Linked DNA regions of Homo sapiens: all the other regions are linked to region 2. Evidence: read pairs that join two places in POLR2A ChIA-PET (ENCODE). Cell type or tissue: HepG2. All regions are shown on one strand. Links, peaks and the distances in the headings refer to the core of each region. The heading gives the core; the rest is flanking DNA.

Region 1 (7,706 bases), core at 3,508-6,007, 100 kb before region 2:
CAGATTTCTGTAATATATCTTAACTATTTTGGCCACTCCGTTCGGCACCGATGATGTCATATTGGTATTGTTCTACTCTTGACTTGCAGTGGGCTGGTTTTTGAGTATCTAGTATATGCTTCCAAGTGCTACAAAAACAGATTCTCAGGAGGCAAAGAGGAACAGCCTTGGCTGGCTGAGGGGATGGATGGTCCTCTTGCTGCCTTTGAAAAAACCTGTCCTTAAGAGCTCTTAGCCTGCCTGCTGGGGAAGTGTGGTGGCCCAGCCATCCTGACTATGGTATGGCCAGATGTTTTTTGAGAACAAAGGGATGTGGATTTTGGTGCAATTTCAGTAGGTTAGAAGTACAGAATTAAAATACCTAATTGAAAAATCAAACAAATGAATCTTTTTCTTTGATAAGAACCCATTCATGACAATTGTGACTTCTGTGTAATGCTCTATTCTTTCATTACTTTAATTCTTCACCAAACTGAGACTTGATCTGTTTAACCCACTTGGAAATTGAATCACGGCTTGCCTTGCAGTACTTTTTCCATTTATAAACTTTGTCTCTGTAATAGATGATTGAGGCCTTGAGGACTGTGTCCTGCTTCTTTTTATTAGCCTTTTCCCACTCCAGCCATCCTTTCCTAGAACTTTGCTAAGCTCATTTGAACCTTGCTCACTAGGCACTGGATTATAGATGTCACTGTTTTTTCATCTAAATTTTTTTTTTTAAAGTGAGTATATTAGTCTGTTCTCATGCTGCTATGAAGCAGCATATCTGAGATTGGGTACCTGAGACTGAGTAATTTATAAAGAGGTTTGACTCACAGTTCCACATGGCTGGAGAGGCCTCAGGAAACTTAGAGTCATGGCGGAAGGGAAAGCAAACACATCCCTCTTCACATGACAGCAGGAGAGAGAAGTGCAGAGTGAAGGGTGAAAAGCCCCTTATAAAACCATCAGCTCTCGTGAGAACTCACTATCATGAGAACAGCATGGTGGGGGACAGCCCCCATGATCTAATTACCTCCCACAAGGTTTCTCCTCCAACATGCAGGGATTACAATTCAGATTACAATTCAAAATGAGACTTGGGTGGGGACACAGAGCCAGACCATATCATTCTGCCCCTGGCCCCTCCCAAATCTCATCCTTCTCACATTTCAAAACACAATTATGCCTTCCCACCATATCCCCAAAGTCTTAACTCATTTTGGCATTAACCCAAAAGTCCAAATCCAAAGTCTTTCATCTGAGGCAAGGCAAGTCCCTTCCACCTAGGAGCCTGTAAAATCAAAAGCAAGTTAGTTACTTCCTAGATACAATGATGGTACAGGCATTGGGTAAATACACCCATTCCAAATGGGAGAAATTGGCCAAAACAAAGGGACTACAGGCCCTACGCAAGTTTGAAATTCAATGAGGCAGTAATTAAATCTTAAAGCTCTGAAATAATCTCCTTTGACTCCATGTCTCACATCCAGGTCATGCTGATGCAAGAGGTGGGATCCCATGGCCTTGTGCAGCTCCACCCCTGTGGTTTTGCAGGCTACAGCCCCCATCCCTGCTGCTTTCATGGACTGGTGTTGAGTGTGTGTGGCTTTTCCAGGTGCACAGCCTAAGCAATAGGTGGATCTACCATTCTGGAGTTTAGAGGATGGTGGCCCTCTTCTCACAGCTCCCACAGGCAGTGCCCCAGTGGGGACTCTGTGGGGGCTCTGACCCCACATTTCTCTTCTGCACTGCCCTAGCAGAGGTTCTCCATGAGGGCTCTGCCCCTGAAGCAAACTTCTGCCTGGACATCCAAGCATTTCCATACATCCTCTGAAATCTAGGCAGAGGTTCCCAAACCTCAATTCTGGACTTCTGTGCACCTGCAGGCTCAACACCACATGAAAGCTGCCAAGGCTTGGGGCTTGCACCCTCTAAAGCCACATCCTGAACTGTACCTTGGCCCATTTTAGCCACAGCTGGAGCTGACTGGGAGGCAGGGCACCAAGTCCCTAGGTTGCACACAGCAGGGTGGCCCTGAGCCCAGCCCACAAAACCATTTTTTCCTCATAGGCCTCTGGGCCTGTGATTTGAGGTGCTGCCTCAAAGGTCTCTGACATGCCCTGGAGACATTTTCCCCATTGTCTTGGTGATTAACATTTGGCTCCTTGTTACTTATGCAAATTTCTGCAGCTGTCTTGACTTTTTCCCCAGAAAACAGGTTTTTCTTTTCTGTTGCATCATCAGGCTGCAAATTTTCCAACTTTTATGCTCTTCCTCATCTTGAATGCTTTGCTGCTTAGAAATTTCTTCCACTAGATACCCTAAATCATCTCTCTCAAGTTCAAAGTTTCACAGATCTCTAAGGCAGGGGCAAAATAAAGCATATTCCAGTTCCCAACAAGTTCCTCATCTCCATCTGAGACCTGGACTTCATTGTCCATATCACTATAAGCATTTTGGTCAAAGCCATTCAACAAGTCTCTAGGAAGTTCCAAACTTTCCCACATTTTCCTGTCTTCTTCTAAGCCCTCCAAATTCTTCCAACCTCTGCCTATTGCCCAGTTCCAAAGTTGCTTCCACATTTTTGGGTATCCTTATAGCAGCACCCCACTACCTCCTGGTTCCAATTAACTGTATTAGTCCATTCTCATGCTGCTATAAGGAACTGCCCAAGACTGGGTAATTTATCAAGGAAAGAGGTTTAATTGACTCACAGTTCCTCATGGCTGGGGAAGCCCCAGGAAACTTACAATCATGGCAGAAGGGGAAGCAAACTTGTCCTTCTTCATATGGCGGCAGAAGAGTCAAGTGCAGAGTGAAGGGGGAAAAGCCCTTGTAAAACCATCAGATTTCATGAGAACTCACTCACTATAGCAAGAACAGCATGGGGGGACCACCCCCATGATCTAATCATCTCCCACAAGGTCCCTCCCCTAACACATGGGGATTACAATTCAAGATGAGATTTTGGTGGGGGACACAGAGACAGACCATATCAGTGAATTACATTTTCAGTTTGAGTCATCTTTTAGGTAGTCCATTTTTGAAACTTATGTAATAGCAGTGAACTATCCTAGGGGGACACTTTTCCCTTTTGTCCTGATGTTTGAGTGTGCTTTTAGAAGTTTCTAGAAGACAAATTAAGAGACTTTTGGGACCTGCCACCTCCGGTAACTGTGAATTGTAAAACGTGTGCAAAGAATAAGAATGCCAGCAGAAGAGAGCCGCTGGAATGAGAGGAGCAGGCTCTCCTCATCTTCCATGTGAGGGCACAATTTTCTCTGGGAGGTGAGAAGTTTGGTAGGTTTCCCTGTTCAGGAAATTGATGCCCAGCTGAAACCAGTCTCTGGGCAGGAAATGGTCTCATTTGGCTGTGAGGAGGTGGGAATGTGAACGATTTAAGAAGCTGACTTAGCTTGGACTCCAGTGGAAGTGATCTCACCTATTCATATCATTCTGTCTCCACTTCCTCATTCCAAGGCACCACCTCTGCCTGGATGTCCCAGTGAAGTCCACCACCTAACCTATTTTTCTAGCGATTCTGACCCCAATTGGTATATTGCTATTCAATTTTGGCACTAACTTCCTGGAGTTAGAACAGACCCCAAAGATTAAAGAACATGACCCACAACAACAATACCCCTACTTCTGACTGACCAACCAAAAATCTAGGGGTGCCCATGGTCTTCCTCAGGTTCAATAACTCACTAGAACAACTCACAGAACTTGGGCAAATGCTATACCTTTGATTACAGCTTTATTATTAAAGCTCTCTCCCTCCCTGGAGGATGGGAAGTCAGACTGATATTCCATGTCTCAAAGTCCCAGCCCTCTTATCACATGGTTGGTCTTTCTAGCATGACCAGCCCCATCCTGAGGCTATCTAGGAACCACCATGGTCCACTTCATTAGCATAAAGTCAGGTGTGGTCCAATCCAGGGCCTCTTGAAAAACAAAGACACTCCTACTATGTGGGAAATTCCAAGGATTTAGATTTGCCCTCCCAGGAGCCTGGGACAAAGGCCAGTCATTAAACAAAAATTATTATTATACAACATTGCCTCTTAGCATTCCTGTTTTATTTTTCAGATTATCTATTTATTTATGTAACAGAAATGGTGTCTTTCTGTGTTGTCCAGGCTGGTCTTGAATCCCTGGGCTCAAGCAATACTCCCGCCTTGGCCTCCCAAAGTGCTGGTATTATAGGCATGAGCCACTGTGCCTGACCTATATTTTAGATTCTAATTCATGCATTAGCTTGGGAAAGTAATGATATTCTTTAAAGAAGGAAGCAACCAGAGCTGTTCTCCACCTCCTGAATCACTCAGGGCATAGAGCTCCAAGACACGGGTGGCGTTACTGAAATAAAGCATTGTAGTTCACTTGTGCTATGTGGACCTTGTGGGGTGGTACCACTCTGTTCCTCAGGCTCATGTGGCAGCCTCATCAGGAACATGGTCAGTCACAATGGCAGAGGGAAAAAGGATCATGGCAAAGCGAGTACAGGCCCTTGAGGCTCTGCCAGAAGTAACAGACATCACTTTCAATCACATCTCAAAGGAAGGCTTGTGTCAAAGGACAGTTAGAACCCAATCTAAGATGTAGAAAGTTGAATAGCATTAGCAGTCACATAGGTTGACAGGAAAGAGACAAGGATGGAAGCTGCTGTTACTGTCTTGGTGAGAAAGGAGTAATGAAGAGACAGGAGTAAAGGAGAGCAGGGATCTGAGAGGCAGAGCTCAGGCAAATGTGATGTTATTTGGGGAGAAATTACATGAGGAGGTGAGGGGAAGGAGAAACTAGAGGTTCCTTAGGGTCTAGCTTGGGTAAGATGGGGGTGCTGGCACCCAGGAAGCAAGGAGGAGTAAATGGAATGTTCTCTGCTTTGCAGGATGGTGCTGGTGGCAATTTTCACTTCCCAGGCCCCTAGCCAGTAGTAGAATATAGAGAAAAGATGAGGTTTCTTCATTTCATAAACAATCAACTAATCAATAAGCAGGCAGCCCTCTTCCTCTGAATGTCCTGCGTTAATTGAAAACCAGAGGACTTTGATCACTGAGGATTGTGTTGCATAACTGGTTTCAATGCACCATTGTTTTCCTCCCTGGTTTTTTTCCATGATGGAAATGATTTGTTTGCCACACTGGGCAGGAGATCATATTTAAATGTTTCTTGGGTTTGATCTCCAAACAGGGGATTAACTAATGCTTGTGCTAAGGTGCAGAGTAGTGGTAAACAGATTTAATAAACTCTAAGTATGTAAGCTGCTGTTGAGGGCAGGGGTAGTCTAAGATGTGGGCACCTGCTGGTTTCCAGCTTGGTCAACACCAGAAAGTGTCACATTTTGTACTTAAAAACTCAGAGGAGTTTGACAGCAGAAGAAGCCAGGGGTGAAGGTGGAGAGGCTGAGAGCCAGGTGTTTCCAACTTAGGTCTGCTTTTGCCATGAACCTGGGCAAGTGATGACAGGTTCTAAAGATCTTCCAAGTGTTCAAGGGCAGAGATGGGGAGGAGGTGGGGGGCCACATTTGCTGAGATTCAGACATTTATGGAGTGCTCCTAAGAAGGGTAATGAACGCCAAGCTACCTGCTCGAGAGAAGGAGATTCACGTTTCCTCTCTTTGCTATGGGAGTGAACAGAGACCATGATTGCTTGCAATAGGAGCCTTCATAACCTCTCTGCCCTTCACCGACGAAAGTGGATTCTATCTTTGCCAGCTCCATTTCTGGGCTTTTACAATTTAGAATCAGGGCAAGGGAGAGAGAGAAAGAGAAATGGAGATTCAAGCAGGCAAGTGGTGGGGAGACAGCTGGGAATTACAGAAGAAGAATCAGAGACTTCCTTGCAGGAGAGAATTAAGAGTAGAGGTTAAATAAAAGAAGCAGAAGAAAATCAGGCACCCACATGGGCTGCCAGGAGGCAAGGCTTTGCTGGGAGCAGAGAGTAAGAGAGAAGTTTTGGAGAATCAGTGAGAGAGCTGGAAAAAGAGGCTTGAGAAAAGTTTTGCTGCATGTTAAACTTCACCCTGTGGTGTGCCTTGATAATCTAAATAGTAATGGAATAGATTTTCATGAACATTTCCAGTAAAACAGACTTTGAGTTGGTGCGTTTTGGAGCCTCTCTGGAACCTGAGATGCTCTGAAGCCTGGATCGCTATGGAAGTAGCCTGCTGGGGGGTGGAGGTTGGCACAGGGGATGCCAGGCAGGTGGTCACCCCCCAGGCCTCAGCTTACCCATCTGTAGCACTGTAAGGACCCTGCCTGTTCCATCCTGTCTTTGCGCTTCTCAGCTCTAGCTTTCTCATTAGGGTGCAAGCTCTTCAAGGCAGGCCTATGTCCTCATCCCCCTGTCCCTCCCACTCCCTGGTGTGCACAAGAGAGGTCAATCGCTCCAGGTCTGTGAGGCAATAGGGTAAGTGTCACGGCCAGCACCACCCCTTCTTCTCCAGGACGGGAACCCTTCAGCCATGTTTCTTTTGAAGCTTTCTTTCCCCCTTTCCCCTTCATGCGTCTCCCCAGATGATGGGCTCACCAACCACATCCTGAGTCCTCTGCACAGGAAAGCAAGAAGGGTTGTTTTCACCCCAGTGCCCTTCCCTTTCCCTTCCCCCACCACCAGCAGCTCAGAAGCCAAAGTCCCCTGGAAATAGGTCTCTGCTTCCTTTGCTAACTCGTGGCTGATGGGCGTGTGTGGCATCCACCCCAGCTTCCTCCTCTGTGCCATTAGTTCTGCAACAGCTGGAAAGCAAGTCTGCGCTTCCCAGCACCTTTGCGCTAGGATTCTGGATGTGATGTGGGTTCTGCCAATCAGATTAGTCCCATTTTTTCTGTCACGAGACTAAATTTGAGGCAGGGTTAAGCTGAGAGACAGAGGCAGGGAGGGACGCACCCATGTAGGGGCAGAGCTCCTAGAAAAAGCATTGCAGTTTTAGCCCTGGCTTCCCGGTGTGACTGGGGCCTCCCTAATTGTAGCAGAAGGCAGGTCCTTCCGCATCCAGCCCTGTGGCGTGGCTTTGGGAAGCGAACCTGCCTCCTAATGATTCCGGGAGTCATGTAATTCCCCATGAGCACTCCCTTTCTGCTTTCAGAAAGACTTGTCTCTCTGCTGCTGAGTCCTGCCTGACACCTACGAGCACCCTGGTTGGGTGGGCAGCTGCAAGAGGCTGGCCCCCCATCCAGAGGAGGCTTTGTGACGAGGTCCTGGCCATGGGCAGGTCTACAGAAGTTGCTGGCGGGGCTTCTGGGGACGAAGAAGCAACCCCAGCTGGCTGCTCAGCTCCTTAACTGTCTGCCATTTGCCCTCTGGGATGTGGTCTCGACACCTCAGCTTGAGTGCTAAGAGGCAAGCAGCAGAGGAGAACGTGGGCTCAGGTGTCCCGGCAGGAAGAAGAGCACCCGGGGCTCTGCGGCTAAGGTGCTGCCGCCCTGCACTTGTGTGGGAGCCCCTTCAGAGGCTGCCTCTCTCTTCTACTTCCCTGATCCCCTCTCCTGCCCAGCACTAGGGAATCTTTGCTCGTTGGGTCTTTTATTTTTAGCTACACGGTTCAATGAAAGCCTTTCTGCTTTCTCTGCATTGATTTTGCAGAACAATCCAAGGGTCGGTCTGATGCTTTTATGGCTCAAATTTCCTGGGGTTTATTTTTCACGAGTAAAAGTAAAAGTTAAAACTCCTGTTTGTACCTTTAGATAACTAGCTTACCGTGGTGTGGACGGGTAGAGAATGAG
Region 2 (7,706 bases), core at 1,847-4,346:
TCTCAGCCCTTACCATGTGCCTGACACAGGTAAGTGCTCAATAAATACTTGTAGAGTAAATGAATTAATGTCAAAGAAAACCTGCTGCTTAAAATTTGAGAAAGGATGCTGAATTACAGAAGTACATTTCTTAAGAGCTATAAAGAAAAACATATTGAATGGCCATTATGAAATAATGATGATGGCAATATCACTGATCATCTATTTCCTGATGGCTACTCTGGTAATTTACTAAACAGTGGATATGGAGAAAAGAAAACAGCCTTCAGTAGATACAGCCGGGACTGATGCCAGACATCTCATTGAATCTTATAAATTCTTCATCTTTACATAAGCGTGCATGGAAAAAGACTTCTCAAGCCATAAAGAAAGCTACAAAGAAAGCTCTGGATATTGCGTTTCAGGCCAAGGTCTAGTTCAAATGCAGTCTGGGAAAAGTCCCATTTGGAAAAGCTGTCTGCTTGCATAATTTTATTCCCCATTAGTACTTTGGTATCACTCAAAACACAGGCAGAACTAAAAGCTGGGCCTGGAAAGTAAGAGGACTTCTCATAAGGATGCCTCCAGGCAAAAGTGTGGGTTTGGACTGGATAAAAACTAAACATCAGCTCCAGCAAATCTGGGAGGCATTTGGTAAATGGCTGAATTGGACCCTGCCTCAAGACTTCTTGATTATTTTTTCTGCTCCCTTTCCTGCCCCAGGGTGTGTCTCAGAGACGGAATTCAGGGTGAGCTTTTCTCCTGAGCTGCTGGGGGATGTGGGCACAACCCCACCTGAGATGTGAGCATGGAGCTCTGGTTAAAGCATCCAAGCTTTTGAGATTCAGGGCTACAGTTAGAAGGGGAGGTCAGAGATCACAGTAGCTACTGGTTATTTCTCACTTACCAGGTGTCATAAGTTCTTCATGTATATCATGTTTAATCCTCAAGACCCCTAAAGGAGCTATTATTACACCTGTTTTAAAGGTGTGGAAAATGAGGCTCAGATAGGTTAAGTAAGTTGACTTAGTTGATGCATTTATTAGTGGTAGATCCAGGATTTGAACACAAATTGCTCAGGGTCTAAAGTAAGTGCTCATTCTCATCTACGACTTGTCTCTTTGATTTTGGGATTGGCTATGGCTTGCCAATGGAATGTGGGTGGGCATGATGCGGGCACTGGCTCTAAAAGTGCTTGCCATGAGAGCATGAGTAACCACTGCCCTTCAGGCTCAGCCCCAGCTGGGAGATGTGAACAGACTGGAGCTAGCTGTGAAGCTAGAGAATCTCTGAGCTGTGGGGTCGTTTGTTACACAACACCATTGCAGCAATAGCTGATTAACACAGCTTGTTTTTTCACTGGGAAAAGACAATCAAGATGATATACGTTTCAATTCAATAAATGTTTATTGATTACTCTATGCCAAGTACTGGGCTTGGTTCTAGGGAACACAATAATCAATGGATCAGACACATGCTTCCTTAGTCTCGTTTGCTGATTTATCCTTCCCTACCTGACTTTCAAATGTTATTGTGAAGGTTCCATTCTAGACCCTCATATGTCTCTATATTCTTCCCAAATAATCCCATCCATCTATGTCCATGCCTTCAATTCCAACCATATCTGTAGCTCTCTCTTTCTTTCTGAGCTCTAGATTGGCATAGCTAATCCAATTTTAACTGTCTGCTTTCCTTTGCCACTGGGCATCTACAGCCCCTTTCAAGCTCAACAATTCCCAGACTAAACTCATGCTCTTCCTCCCCCTAATTTGGGTCATCTCCTGTCGGTAACCACAGAGGAAGTCCTGTCCCCATTATCTGCTGTCAGGGTAACTCATACTTGTCCTTGGTAGGGCTTGCCAAGGTTAATTAATTAAATGCAATAGCTTAGATAGTTAATTGCTTGTCCTTCTCGTGAGAATGTAAACTCCTCCAGAGCATCCACAGATCTGTATGTGATTGCGGACCCTCACCTATGGAATAAGGTCCAAACTCTCACAGCTTTCAAAGCTCACTGAGATCTGGTCTCAACTTAACATCAAGCCTCCATTTCTCTGCTCAGGCAACTAACAACCTTCACCTACTATTGCTCTTTCCCTGGATAGGGAGACACGCACTTGTAGGAGGAAAATGACCTGTCACTGAAAATGCACCAAGAAGCTGGTGTACTTGGCCTCACCTGCTGGCTCTGAGGAGCTGCCCATTCTGAGTCCCTTCTTTAGGGACGGAGTACTGTGGTGCTCCTCTTTACCACACTGTCTCCCATTATCCCCAGCCCTTTCTCCTCTAGCCTGTCCCTCCCACTTTCCAAACTATCACTGTGCAACAAAGAAAGAGAAAAAGGAAATGAGGCAATTGAAATGGAATTGAATCCTGGAAATCTGCAATTGCAGAAGGAAAGGTGGGGCTTGTGCTCCAACCCCCTCATGTCAGAGTTCATGGCAATCTCCTGGGGCTGGTTTTCTACCTTTTATCCTTTTAAAATTTTAATGTACTGCAGATTCTAACCTTCTTATCCATTCCTGGAAATCCCCCCATTTTACTTCTTTTCCCAATGGGCCCATTTAAATCTTGGCTTTGCCATTAGCAATGTTTGAATCTGAACAGCTTTAAGGTAAAGTGATCCCTGAAATGGTTCAAGTTAACATTTTCTTTTGTTTCAAAATTTCTTGCTTATTTTTTCCGGTTAAGACCCCAGTCCAAACCCCACATTTCAGATAGCACATCTGAGCTGCAGCCTCAGAATAGTGAGCTCATGTGCTGTGTTTGTCTTGGCTCAGCCCGCCTGACCTAGGCAGGGACTTGGTGTGTATGTAGGGGAGTGGGGGAGTAGGGGGCTGGGTGGGGGTGGTAATGGCAATAGATTAGAGCCATAACGACAGCCCCGTCCTAGCCCAGGCCGGCCAGCCTCTGGGGGCTCCAGGACCTCCTTCAGGGAAGCCCAGCAACGCCTTGTTGGTCCCTTTTTGGCCCTGACTTGCACCTCTGTGGTCTTTGATATCGGCTTATGTTCTTTTTTCTTTTTTAGAGACAAGGTCTCATTGTCACCCAGGGTGGAGTGCAGTGGCACAATCATAGCTCACTGTGGCCTTGAACTCCTGAACCCAACAAACCCTCCCACTTCAGCCTCCGAAGTAGCTAGGACTACAGACCCACACCACCATGCCTGGATAATTATTATTTTTTGTAGAGACAGGGTCTCACTGTGTTACCCAGGCTGGTCTTGAACTCCTGGCCTCAAGTGATCCTTCTGCCTCAGCCCCCCAAAGCACTGGGATTACAGGCATGGACCTCTGCACACGGGCCTGGCTTATGTTCCTCTTCTGCTCAACCAGGACAATGGTGGTAGGTGGTTAGAGACAGTCTGAGCAGATGGGGAGGCAGATGAAGAATCTGATGCATCCCCGGAGGTCTTTCTGCCCATTCTGGTAGGCAGATGTCGTGGCCGTCCCCAGGGTCCAGCCCAGGCCTTAGCTCATAGCCCATTTAGTGCCTGCCAAGTACAGGTCTCCCAGATGTATAATAGAACCTGACTATCGCTAGCTAGCTGTCCTTTTCTGTGGAATCTGCCTTCCCACCCCAGTTAGAGTCTTCCCTGACATCCATAGACCTATCTACAGCCCTCTGCTGCTGTTGCTAAGGAACCCCCAGGGCCCCATGAAGGCCCTTCTTGACCCTTCCCACTAAAACCTCTGCCAGCTCCACAGTAGCAGGGGCCTCATTAGCCAATCTGAGAGTGAAGTGGCTTCGTTGTCTGGGGAAATACCCGAGGTTCGTTGTCTCGAGCCGACAAGATTAACGACATGGACACACACGCACGGAGTAGGTTTAAGGGGCGGAAACTTTAATAGACACAGAAAGAAGAGAGAGAGAGAGAGCTTCCTCAGGCAGAGGAAGGGGGTGCCCAAGAGGGTTTCTAAGTTTGGGGTGGGATGCAGTTGATTATATAGAGGGGCTTGAGGAGGCGGTGTTTGATTTACGTAGGTCCCAGGGGATTGGTTTGGCCAGGTATGTCATTTACACAGCCTTCGAAGAAACTGGCCCTCCCACCCTAATCTTTTATTATGCAAATGTGGCCTCAACCTGGTGGTGCCATGACACCTGCACAGGTGACAACAAGGAGAGGGAGGGGAAGTCACCATGTTGGAATGTACTTGGCTTCCAGGTACAGCTGCTGGCACTTACACATGTGACCTTCCAGCTTGCTTATCTATGCTTGCAGCTTGGCTTTTGGGCTGCTTTCTGTTAGAAAAGAAATGGTTTGGGGGCTGCTTTTTATTAAAAGGAAATTCCACTGAGAACTCTTTTACCCACACTAACTGCCTAAAACAATTTCTTAATAACTTCTATATCATTCATGCTGGTTCTATAGACTCAAGGTCTCAGGGCACAGAGAATTTGGGACCCCATGGTGCCCCAGCCTCTAGATGCCAGGTCCTGAGGGCAGTTAGGGATAACTGCATTTAGGCTGGGAACGTAATGCCATTCCTACTGCAGTTTGAAATTTGTGGGCTGGCATGGAAAGCCATTGCATGGGGCCTCTCACACAGCACTCAATAAACTCTAACAAACCTCATGATAACCTGTTTCTACATGTGGGACCATTTGTATCTTTCAAAGATCTTCCATGGAACTCTCTGGAAATACTAAAATAGAGATCTTTGTAAGGGCCACTGCACTTTAGTCTGGGCAACATAGCAAGATCCCATCTCAAATAATAATAATAATAATAATAATAGTAGAGGTCTTAGAATCTGAGAGTGGAATTCCAACCCTGGCTCTGTCATGGCACAGTGTGACTATATCACACACAGCTGCTCTGGGTCCTGCTTTTAAGATGTGTACAATGAGTGGCTTGCCTAGCGTTGCTGGTTTTCTAATAAACCCTGACCACACAGAGGTGCCTGGGGAGGAGGAAGGGAGGGAGAGCTCTGTGCTGTCCTTCCAGCTCCTACAGAAGAATCTGTCTTAGTCAGGCCTCCCCATAAGATTTCATTTGAAAGAAAGTTTTGCACTTAGAAAGTAAAGCTCAAAAGCCACAGGACTAGGAGAGAACCAAGACCTTCCCAGCTCTAACATTCTGGAACTGAGCGCCAGAGCCTGGCATGTGACAAGCTGGCATTGCATTCCCCTCAAAGATGTCACTTAGGAAAAAGCTGACTCACTCATAGGAGTTAAATGGATTCTTCTAAGGGAAGACAAGACCAGTAGCTAACTCATTACTGAGCAGGCTCAATAACACTGATTGTCAAAGGAGCACGTCTACTGGTCGCAAAGTGCCATATGGCTGATTGCGTCTAATAAAATGAGCTCATGTTGAATTGACAATCTGTATATGTCTCTGTTGTCCCCAAAAAGACAGCTGAAAATGATTGAGGGCTGCAAGTATTTGGTGACTGCACCATGGATACAGTAATTTAACTCAGCTGTCACTAAGCTTGTGCCAGATTTGGCCTAGCAGACATTTTTGTGTTGATGGGGCGTGTTTCTTGGTGTGTCTCACTACAGGTGATGGGGTCAGTCCCAGCTGAGGGGTCCACATGGACTCCCCAGCAGGGGCAGTGTATGGCTGTGAGAGCTGCTCACACATCTCTAAGTCCTCATCCATTCCTTCTGTTCCCACGCCCTGCCCATCTCCTCCCACCAGATACAGTGCCAGGTGGGGAAGGCAAGTGAGGACGGTGGGGAGGGGGGTGCAGTGGCAAAGGCCCCCCAACACAGTCTGCTTTGTGACTTGTGGCTGGAGGACTCCACCTAGCACCTTCCTTCTGAGCTGAGCTCCAGCCTGGGCCCCAGTTGCCCCGAGTCCTGGTTAGAGTTCAGAGCTGCAGCTCAGGGTGGTAGCTGCAAGCCCCATGCGGCTACTGAGCACTCTAAATGTGGCAATTCCAAACTGACACTGAATTTCAAGCCCTTGGTACTAGAAAAAGAGACTATAAAAATCTTACAAATTTTATACGATTACATGTTGGAATGATAATGATTTTTATATACAAAGTATATTGCTAAAGTTAATTTCACCTGTTTCTTTTTATTATTATTACTTCTTAGTTAGCCACTAGAAAATGTAAGATGACGTGTGTGGCTCACATTATAATTCTGTTGGGCGCCACTGATCTAGAAAGAATTCGATTTGTAAAGGGGCCCAGATGGACCATTTCAGGGGATTCGGCAAGTGTTTGCCGAGCACCTTCTGTGTGCAGCTCATCTGCCGCACAGATGGCTGTCTGAGCTGCTGGGGGAGGTGGGAGGTGGGGTCGGAGCAGGGAGCTGCCCCATTGGAGGAGCGTGGGGAGCAGTGCCCATCCCTGAGCTGAACCACGGACATCTTCCTCAGGAAGCACTTTGAGTATCTGGGCCCAGCACAGCCCGGAACCCTCCCAGTACCTCTAAGGTTACAAGTAATTGTCTAAGGCCTACGTTATTCCTGCACACCCAAACACAGCCCTCAGCATCTCATGGGAAAAGAGAGCCTTATCTCCAAGATGCACTTTGAAGTTTAAAAATAAAAGTGGGGGTGACCAGTGCAGTGCTGGTTGGCCTCAGCCCATGATGGGGGCTTGGGAGAGTTTTCTTCTCTTTCTTCTCTTCCTCCCTCCCCTTCCTCCCTTCCATTCTCCTCTCCTTCCTTCCTTTCATCCTTTCCTTCATTCCTTCCTTCCTCCCTCCCCTTCCTTCCTTCCATCCTCCTCTCCTCTCCTCTCCTCTCCTCTCCTCTCCTCTCCTCTCCTCCCCTCCCCTCCCCTCCCCTCCCCTCCCCTCCCCTCCCCTCTCCTCTCCTTCCCTGCCTCCCTCCCTTTGATGCTTAAGACTCAGCACAGGAAGAGAGAGCTCCTAGGAACATGAAAGCTGAAGATAAACCCCAAAGCCTCCTTTGTCTTCCCTTAATCTGCTTTAAGCTCCCACCAGCTCAAGCCTAATTGAGTTAGTTCTTGAGTGAAAGGGAGCTTTGGTGATGTTAAACTGTTATTTAATCACAAGTGGCAGGTGGGATGTGGGGCAAAGGGCAGGAAAAGTGGGTCTGTGGGAACGTAGAGCTGAGCAAAGCCTTCCTTCCTCCCCTCGCATCAGGGAAGGCCCGCGATGCCCTTTCATTAGTATTTCAGCCAGTGTTTTCCAAATTGCTGACCATAAACCGTTAGGGGATTGGGAAATCAGTTTCGTGGATTTCAACGAGCATTGTTGAAATGTGGGGGGTGGTGCGGCCTGGGAAGAGTAGAACAGAAAGTAACAGAAGGCTTTGCAGGTAGTGAAAGGAAGTATTGCTTCCTGAAACTTTTGACTTAGATGTGAGTCAGCTGTGTGTGCATGTGCACTTAATTGCAACAGAAAATGCACTTTTTGCTGTGGGTCATGAGCAAAAAAGTTTGAAAGCTTCTCTCTGATGCTCCTAGAAATAGAGTCCCTTCTGTGCGTGGGTCAGGAGAAATGATAAGCAACAGAGGATGGGGAACAGGAATCCTTGGCTGTGTGATAGAAAAGGCTGTGGGGAGGTGCGAGGTGGGAGGTGGGAGAAGCAGCAGGGTCTGAGTGCCCGGGCCTGGGCAGCCTGTTAAACTTCATGGCCCCATGGTCTGTTTGCTTCTGCACCTGCAGCAGGGAGCAGAGGCCAGGCCCCAGGGGGCACGTGGCTCCACATTCTGAAAATCAAATTAGTGGACAAGGGAATGGAAGGCCTCTTTGAGGGGCTCTGTGCCACATGTATTCACCTGGGATCGGGGAAGGAA
Region 3 (7,706 bases), core at 2,724-5,223, 67 kb after region 2:
AAAATACAAAAAATTAGCCGGGCGTGGTGGCGGGCGCCTGTAGTCCCAGCTACTAAGGAGGCTGAGGCAGGAGAATGGCGTGAACCAGGGAGGCGGAGCTTGTAGTGAGCCGAGATTGCGCCGCTGCACTCCAGCCTGGGCGACAGAGCAAGACTCCGTCTCAAAAAAAAAAAAAAAAAAGTAATTTGATGTGGGAAAAAAATCATACAATCATCTCAATAGAAGCAGAAAAAAGCATTTTATACAATTCAATGTTTGTTCTTAATTTTTAAAAAGGAACTCTTAAGCCTGTAATATAATAGAACTTTATCTAATTAAAAATATAGTTAACATAATATTAAATAGTAAAATTAAGTTTTCTCCTCTGAGGTTGAGAATGAGACAAGTCTGTTTACTATGTGTATTTTATTAAACATGGTACTAAAGGTCTCAGACAGTAAAATAAAGCATATAAAGAAATGCAGAAACAAAATGTATAAGAGTTAGCATGGAAATAATAAAACTGTCATTATTCCCAAATGACATATTATATGTAGAAATCCAAATGAATCTACACATAAACTATTAAAATTAATTAATTGATGTACCAAGTTCTCTGGATGCAAAGTTAATATGCAAAAGTCAATTATATTTCTACATAGTATCAGTAGACAATTGTTAAAGTTTAAAAAAATTCATTTAGATCAAATAGCTAGGAATAAATTCAACACAAGATTTGCAAACCTACACAGAAAACTATAAAACATTCCTAAAAGAAATTTAAAAATTAAATAAATAATATACCATATTCATGGATTCAAAAAAACTAAATATTTGGAGGTATTGATTGTTTCCTAAAGGGTCTATATTGATTTAATGAAATTCTGATCAATATCCCAGCAGAATTTGTGGTGGAAACCGACAAGCTGATGCTATAATTTATATATAGCCACATGTAAAAGGCTAAAAATCGCTAAGACAAACTTAAAGAAGAAGAAAATAGTTGTGGGACATGCACTACTAGACATAAAGACTCATAAATCGATAGTAGTTAAGACAGTGCAGGACTGCAGCAAGAATATATGGGTAGACCCATGGTACAGAATAGAGTCCAGCAATAGGCCCACATTATATGGATATGTGATTTATGACAAAGGTAGCACATAAAATAATGGAGAAAGGATTTTTTTAAAAAACAAATGATGCTGGGTTGATTAGATATCCAAAAAACGAATAATCTTGACGTTTATCATATACCAAAAGCAATTTCAGGTGGACCACAGATCAAAATGTGAAAGATAAAATAATAAGGCTCATAGAGCATAACATTGGAGACTGTCTTTGTGACTTTGAGGTAGAGAACACAAAAAGCAGTAGCCATAAAGGGAAAGATTGATAAACTGGACTATATTAAAATTTATAACTTCTGTTCATCAAAGTATACCATTAAAAGAATGAAAAGAAGATATCTGCAACATGTAACAAAAAGGTTCATAAGAAGAATAAATAAAAGACTCCTACTGATCAATATGAAAAGGACAGACAACCCAGTAGAAAAATTGGCCAAAGACCTGAATAGGCACTTAACACATGAGAACCTCTAAATAGCTAATAAACATATGAAAAGGTGCTAAACCTTATCAAACATCCCGGAGATTTAAATTAAAACCATAATGAGATACCCCCTCACAACCACCAGAAGAGTGAAAATGAAAAGGACTGACAATACCCAGAGTCCATAAGATGTGGAGCAACAGAAACTCTTGGCTCTGCTGGTGGGAGTATCAGCTGACTCAGCCACCCTGGATAACCATTGGAAACTGAATACGCAGACCCCGTGGGCCAGCAGTTTCATTCTTAGGTGTATCCTCCCCCTCCCCAAATGCATAAACAAAAAAGCTTTCTATTGGCAGTATTTATAACAGCCAAAATCCAGAGACAACCCAAATGTCCCTTGATAGTAGAACAGAGAAATAAATGGTAGTCTATTTATGCAATGGAATCCTATACAATAATGAAAATGGTGCTTCATGGAAGATCAGAAACGAATCACACAGACATCAGGTTGGGCAAGATAGGCCAGAAACTAAAGAGCATGCACATACTGTGTGATTTCATTTACATAAAGGTTAAAAACAGGCACAAGCAATCCAAGGTCTTAGAAGTGAAGCTGGGGGTGCTTTGGGAGGGAGGCACACTCACCTGGTAGGGTGTGAGGAGGGCTCTGGCATGCTGGTAACGCTCTTTGTACTCATCTGGGTGGAATGGCACGGGAGCGTTCACTCTGTAAAATGCTCTGAGTTGTACCCTTACAGATAGTGCATTTTGTGATGTGTTTGTTATATGTCAACAAAAGTTTTTTTGTTTGCTTGTTTGTTTTTTAAATAGAAATAAAGAAGAGGTGAACGTTGGGCTTGGTAGATGGCTCCAGCTCCTGGGCGTGCTTGTGACTGTATTTATGTGGATGGCAGTTCATTTAGCTCAGAAACATCTTCAGCTCTCAATGGAGCCAGGTTTGGCATGGGCAGCAATTTAATAGCTCAATCACAATTGCAATTTCATAGCACCTATGAAGCAGATTCTCTTGCAGAGAAAATAGGGGCCAGCACAGATGGGTGGTTCTCTTTACCAAATTCTTCCAAAATGCACACACTTCGCCCTGGGGCTCCTGTCTCCATGGGTCTTGAAACATCTCTGAAAACCAGCCTGCCCTTCTCTAATGCTTTTTCCCTTGTCCTGCAGACTTGAGAAGGGCTCTGTCTGCTAGATCTTTTGCAAGCCTCTCAGAAGTCAAGACACTCCTGAGCAGTTGCCATTTTTTAAGGCTCCTGGAAATACATACACTCAAGCCTGGAGTATTTCCAGGAATGGAGATATATGTGTGAGTGTGGGTGTGTGTGTATAAAATATATATACACGTGTATATATATATATATGAATATATATATATACACGTGTATATATATAGGTATATATATACACATACACACACATACTTATACAATACAGTGGATTCCTGAACAATGCAGGGATTGGGGCACTGACCCTCCATCCAGTCACAAATCTGCTTATAACTTTTGACTCTTTAAAACTTTAATTACTAATAACCTCTTGTTGACTGGAAGCCTTACTGATAACATAAACAGTTGGTTAACACATATTTTGTACATTATATGTAATAAAACTGTATTCTTATAACAAAGTAAGCTAAAGAAAAGAAAATGTTATTAAGAAAATCATAAGGAAAAGAAAATGTATTTCCTATTCATGAAGTGGAAGTGGATCATCATCAAGGTCTGCATCCTCATTTTCTTCACATTGAGCAGGCTGAGGAGGAGGAGGATGGGTTGGTCTTGCTGTCTCAGGGGTGGCAGAGGCAGAAGAAAATCTGTATATAAGACACACACACAGTCCTCCAAGACAAGGTAATAACAATTATGGTATATTTTAATTTTTCACATTTAACAAATTCATAGTTTTAGCATCGCTGTCTCCCTGTTCACCACGCACACATAAAACACAATGACCGTGTGGATGATCTTATTTAAAGATACAACTAAATCCCTAAATTTGATGCCTTTCTGAAGGTGGGGCAAAGACCAATAACGCATCTTTCCACCACTCACTACTACCCCGTTGCCAATGACAGCCATACGGAAAATGTTTTAATGTACTGCTCACAGCAACCACCTGAGCCCAGCATTCGGGTTCCCATTTCCATGGTGAATAACCAGGACTGTTAAGTGACTTCCTGGGGGTTCGCAGTGGCCTGCCGCAGACCCAGGCCTGGCCGTCTGTCCTCTCCCCTGTGCCTTGTCTTGGAGGCTCACTGTCTCTGGTATGGATCAAGCTGCTCACTCCAGCCCAAGACCCTTCCAGGAATGAGATTTATTTACACACAGCAGCAGTGTTTACAGACAGCAGGATGTGGCCTCTCTGAGTTGTCCTGTGGAAGCAGAATGCTGTCCTGCAGTGTGTAACAAGGGGAGGGGACATTTGGTCACTCCTCACTAAGGGACACCTCTTTTCCTTTCTCTCTAGCCCCTCCAGGATCCAAACACACTGAGCAAGCAAGGGCAGCTGCTTTGGGTTTTGTTCATCTGTTTTTCTTGTATTTTAATCAGTACACTGTAGGGTCGGAAGGGTCCCACCCACGACTGGGAGCTTGAAGATCTTTCCAGGGGCCGCTGGGTGGTTTGCTTCAGCTCATGTGACTCCTCCTATCACATCTGAAAAACTCTGAACTGAGTAAACTCACATTCCATTTAGGTGAGATAGCAAGTTCCAAATGATGAAAACAGTTTGCAAAGAAATGTGCTAGAATATTTTGAAAACAGCTTGTACTTGAAGGAATGCAGGGAGAGTGAGATTAGAGAGAGGGATTGCTTCAATCACTATCAGAAATTCCTGAGCACAATCTTTGGTATATGGGCACTTTTTTTCCTTATAAAAAGAAATGTGACTAAAGAGTGGAGAAAATGCCCCCTCCATTTGTCTTCTTGTGATCCTGCCCACCTCCAAGGTCCAGCTCAGCTATGACCTCCACTTTGGCCTGGATCCCACTCCAGCCTCAAACCTCACTCCTTCCTCTGAACCACTGACTGGCTGTGATATTTCCTTTGATACTTAATCTCATAAGGTTTTATATTGCATCGCTTATCTTCCAATAAGCAGATTGTGAGCTATTACAGTGCTGACAAAGATCAAATTAAGGCTGAGTCCAGTGGCCTACGCCTGTAATCCCAATGCTTTGGGAGGCCAAGGTAGGAGGATCACCTGAGCCTAGCAGTTCAAGACAAGCCTGGTAACAGAGTGAGACCTCATCTCTACTAAAAATAAAGAAAATTAGCTGGGCATGATGGTGTGTGCCTGTAGTTTCAGAGACGCCAGAAGCTGAGACAGGAGGATTGCTTGGGCCCAGGAGTTCGAGATTGCAGTGAACTATGTTTGCTACCACACTCCAGCCTGGGCAACAGAGCGAGATCTTGTCTCTTAAAAAAAATCACGAATACTATGTAGCCATAAAAAAGGATGAGTTCATGTCCTTTGCAGGGACATGGATGAAGCTGGAAACCATCATTCTCAGCAAACTAACACAGGAACAGAAAACCAAACACCGCATGTTCTCACTCATAAGTAGGAGTTGAACAATGAGAACACATGGACACAGGGAAGGGAATATCACACATCGGGGCCTGTCAGGGGGTGAGGGGCTAGGGGAGGGATAGCATTAGGAGAAATACCTAATGTAGATGGCGGGTTGATGGGTGCAGCAAACCACCATGGCACGTGTATACCTATGTAACAAACCTGCACGTTCTGCACATGTATCCCAGAACTTGAAGTATAATTTAAAAAAAAAAAAAGAAAAAAAATCAAACTGATGTTTGATGCCATAAATATTTGGTCAATATATATTAATTTTATATGTATAATTGTGTGCATTTCAAAGAAGAAATTTTAAAAATCCTAATTAAAATGGCTTTGGCTTCGAGGAACAGAAATCCCTGACTCCAACGTCCTTGTCAGTTAGAGATGTATAATCACATATGACAAGATGTTCCAAGGTGGTGCAGCTCCAAGTTTGGCTCACCTGATAACTCAACAACGTCTTTGGGGACCAGAGATCTACTCTTTCTGCTCTGCTGACTTCCACAGGTTGGATTGGTCTTCAGGACAGTTGCCCTCACGGTGGTAAGTTGGCTGTGCAATTCCAGATATCTCATCTAAAACAAAAAAATCCAGAAGAAAAAGGACTGCCTCTTTCTTGTGTATTTTTTAATTGTGCAAAACTCTTTCTCAGAAGCCCTCCAGTAAACTGAGAGGGGAGGAGATGGGAGGCAGGAGGATCACTTGAGGCCAGGAGTTCAAGACCAGCTTAGTCAACATAGCAAGACCCTATCTCTTAGAAAATAAAGGTAGGGGGTGGTAGGGGGAAATGACAAATATTGGCAAAGATGTAGAGAAATTAGAATCTTTTTTTATTGCTGGTGGGTATGTAAAATGGTCCAACCACTGTGGAAAACAATTTATCAATTTCTTAAAAGATTAAACAGAATTACCATATGACCCCAAAATTCCACTCCTAGGAATATGTGCAAATAAATTAAAATTAGAGACTGGGACAGATACTTGTACACCAGCAACAGTATTCACAAAAGCCGTAAAGCCACTGATGGATGAATGGATAAATAAAATGTGGTATGTCTGTCCAATGGAATACTATTCAGTCACAAAGAGGAATTAAACTTTGATATATGCTAAAACATTGATTAACATTAAGGAATAATGCTAAGTGAAATATGCCAGTCACAGAAAGACAAATACTGTATGATTCCACTTACATGAGGTACCTAGAGTAGGTAATTTCATAGAGACAGGAAGAAGAGGGGTTATCACAAGCTAGGAGGAAAGAGTTGGGAGCTATTATTTAATGGGTACAACATTTTTGTTGGGTAGAATGAAAAGGTTTTGGAATATAGATGGTGCTGATGGCTGCACAACAATATGAATGTGTGTAATGCCACTGAAGTGCACACTCACGAATGGTTAAAATGATAAACATTATGTTAGGAATATATTACCACAGTAAAAAATATAATGTCTGCCACATGAGTCTGCTTCTTTTCTTAGCTTCAAAGGTTATGGTGTTCTGAGTTTATTCTCTACTTAACCCGTTTTGCTTTGTTTTGTTTTGTCCTGTTGATTTGATTTTGTTGCAGCCATCACGATTTACACGTGACATTACAGGACAGACTTGTGGATGTGTCTGTTACACCTTCAGTAAGGGTCCTTCCATTTGGCAGAGGATTGCACAGATCCCAGAGGGGAACCATACTGACATAAAGGAGGAGCTTTCATCAGCTTAGCGTCAAAATGAGGAACATGCTGATTTTTTGTTACGCTTAAGGAAAACAAAAACAAAAAAATCCCCAAAAACCCGACAGTTGTCTGGTGTCGACTTCTTTTGCCTTTACTTTTGTATGTGTGTGCTTCATAAAAAAAAGCATAATTCTAGGTTTCTATTCTGTATAGAGATCTATACAACTATAAAACCCAGAAAATACATATATATATATAACTACCAAAAAAACTATAAAAACGGAAACTGACAACACTAATGTGGTAGATGTTTTGCAGACACTAAATAGATATTTTCAGTGTGCCTATAGCCTTGAATTTGCAGTTCTTTTCAGTTTGTAACTCCCATCCCACCATACACTCTGGGATGATGTCCTGCTCCCACCACTTTTTCTATATGCAGGGCTGCCAGCTTCCCATTTGCTGAGCATGTGGGGTGTCACCTGGCTATCAGCTGGCCTTCCTATGCCTCTGTCTGTTGACTTGTTATGAGCTGTGATCAGTAACTCTCGCCACATGAGGCCAGGCCTAGAAACACAAAACTCCAATGGAGAACCTGAAAATGCTGCTAAGAATGTCACCAGGATAATCCAGAATGGCTTACAGATAGAGTTTTAAAATTAAAACACAAACTTAAACATTCTCGTTGAGAACAGTCAGGCTCCCTAAGAATATCTCTGTGAACCTCCAGTGGGTCCCAAATCCCTGGTGTCCCAGAAAGCACACAGGCCTCACATTCAGAACAGGTTGACTTCACTCCCCTCCACCCTCATCTGCACCCTAAGAGGGAACTAAAAGAGAATTTTTTGCTGGGCCTGCTTCCTTCCTCCTGCACGCATGGCCCGTTGGGCTCTGCTTTAGGGCTG

What was found. ChIA-PET counts read pairs that join two places held together with the same protein. Peaks named below come from ENCODE experiments on the same cell type or tissue, not always from the same donor. Only the 100,000 strongest peaks of a DNase experiment are listed, where the experiment ranks them.
Region 1: POLR2A ChIA-PET joins it to region 2 with 19 read pairs; 3 of 35 experiments call an interaction of 5 or more read pairs at or near these places.
Region 3: POLR2A ChIA-PET joins it to region 2 with 16 read pairs; 2 of 35 experiments call an interaction of 5 or more read pairs at or near these places.

What each region holds. Positions count from the first base shown.
Region 1 is chr1:229,129,076-229,136,781 of GRCh38, reverse strand. All of the region lies in intron 1 of LINC02815 (long intergenic non-protein coding RNA 2815), which reads left to right. Among named protein-coding and RNA genes, the nearest start is that of LINC02815, 22 kb to the left of the region's middle. RefSeq lists an enhancer at 6,466-6,760. In HepG2, for the core only: no CTCF peak of the experiment used is centred there; a DNase peak (open chromatin) is centred at 5,061.
Region 2 is chr1:229,027,241-229,034,946 of GRCh38, reverse strand. No RefSeq gene overlaps it. Among named protein-coding and RNA genes, the nearest start is that of LINC02815, 120 kb to the left of the region's middle. RefSeq lists enhancers at 2,871-3,165, 6,686-7,423 and a silencer at 2,871-3,165. In HepG2, for the core only: no CTCF peak of the experiment used is centred there; DNase peaks (open chromatin) are centred at 2,306 and 3,046.
Region 3 is chr1:228,960,862-228,968,567 of GRCh38, reverse strand. It overlaps LOC105373143 (a long non-coding RNA gene), which reads right to left. Exons shown (of 3, transcript XR_949234.2): 2 at 5,573-5,705; 3 at 3,271-3,367. Among named protein-coding and RNA genes, the nearest start is that of LINC02815, 190 kb to the left of the region's middle. In HepG2, for the core only: no CTCF peak of the experiment used is centred there; DNase peaks (open chromatin) are centred at 3,957 and 4,217; H3K4me3 peaks cover 759 bases.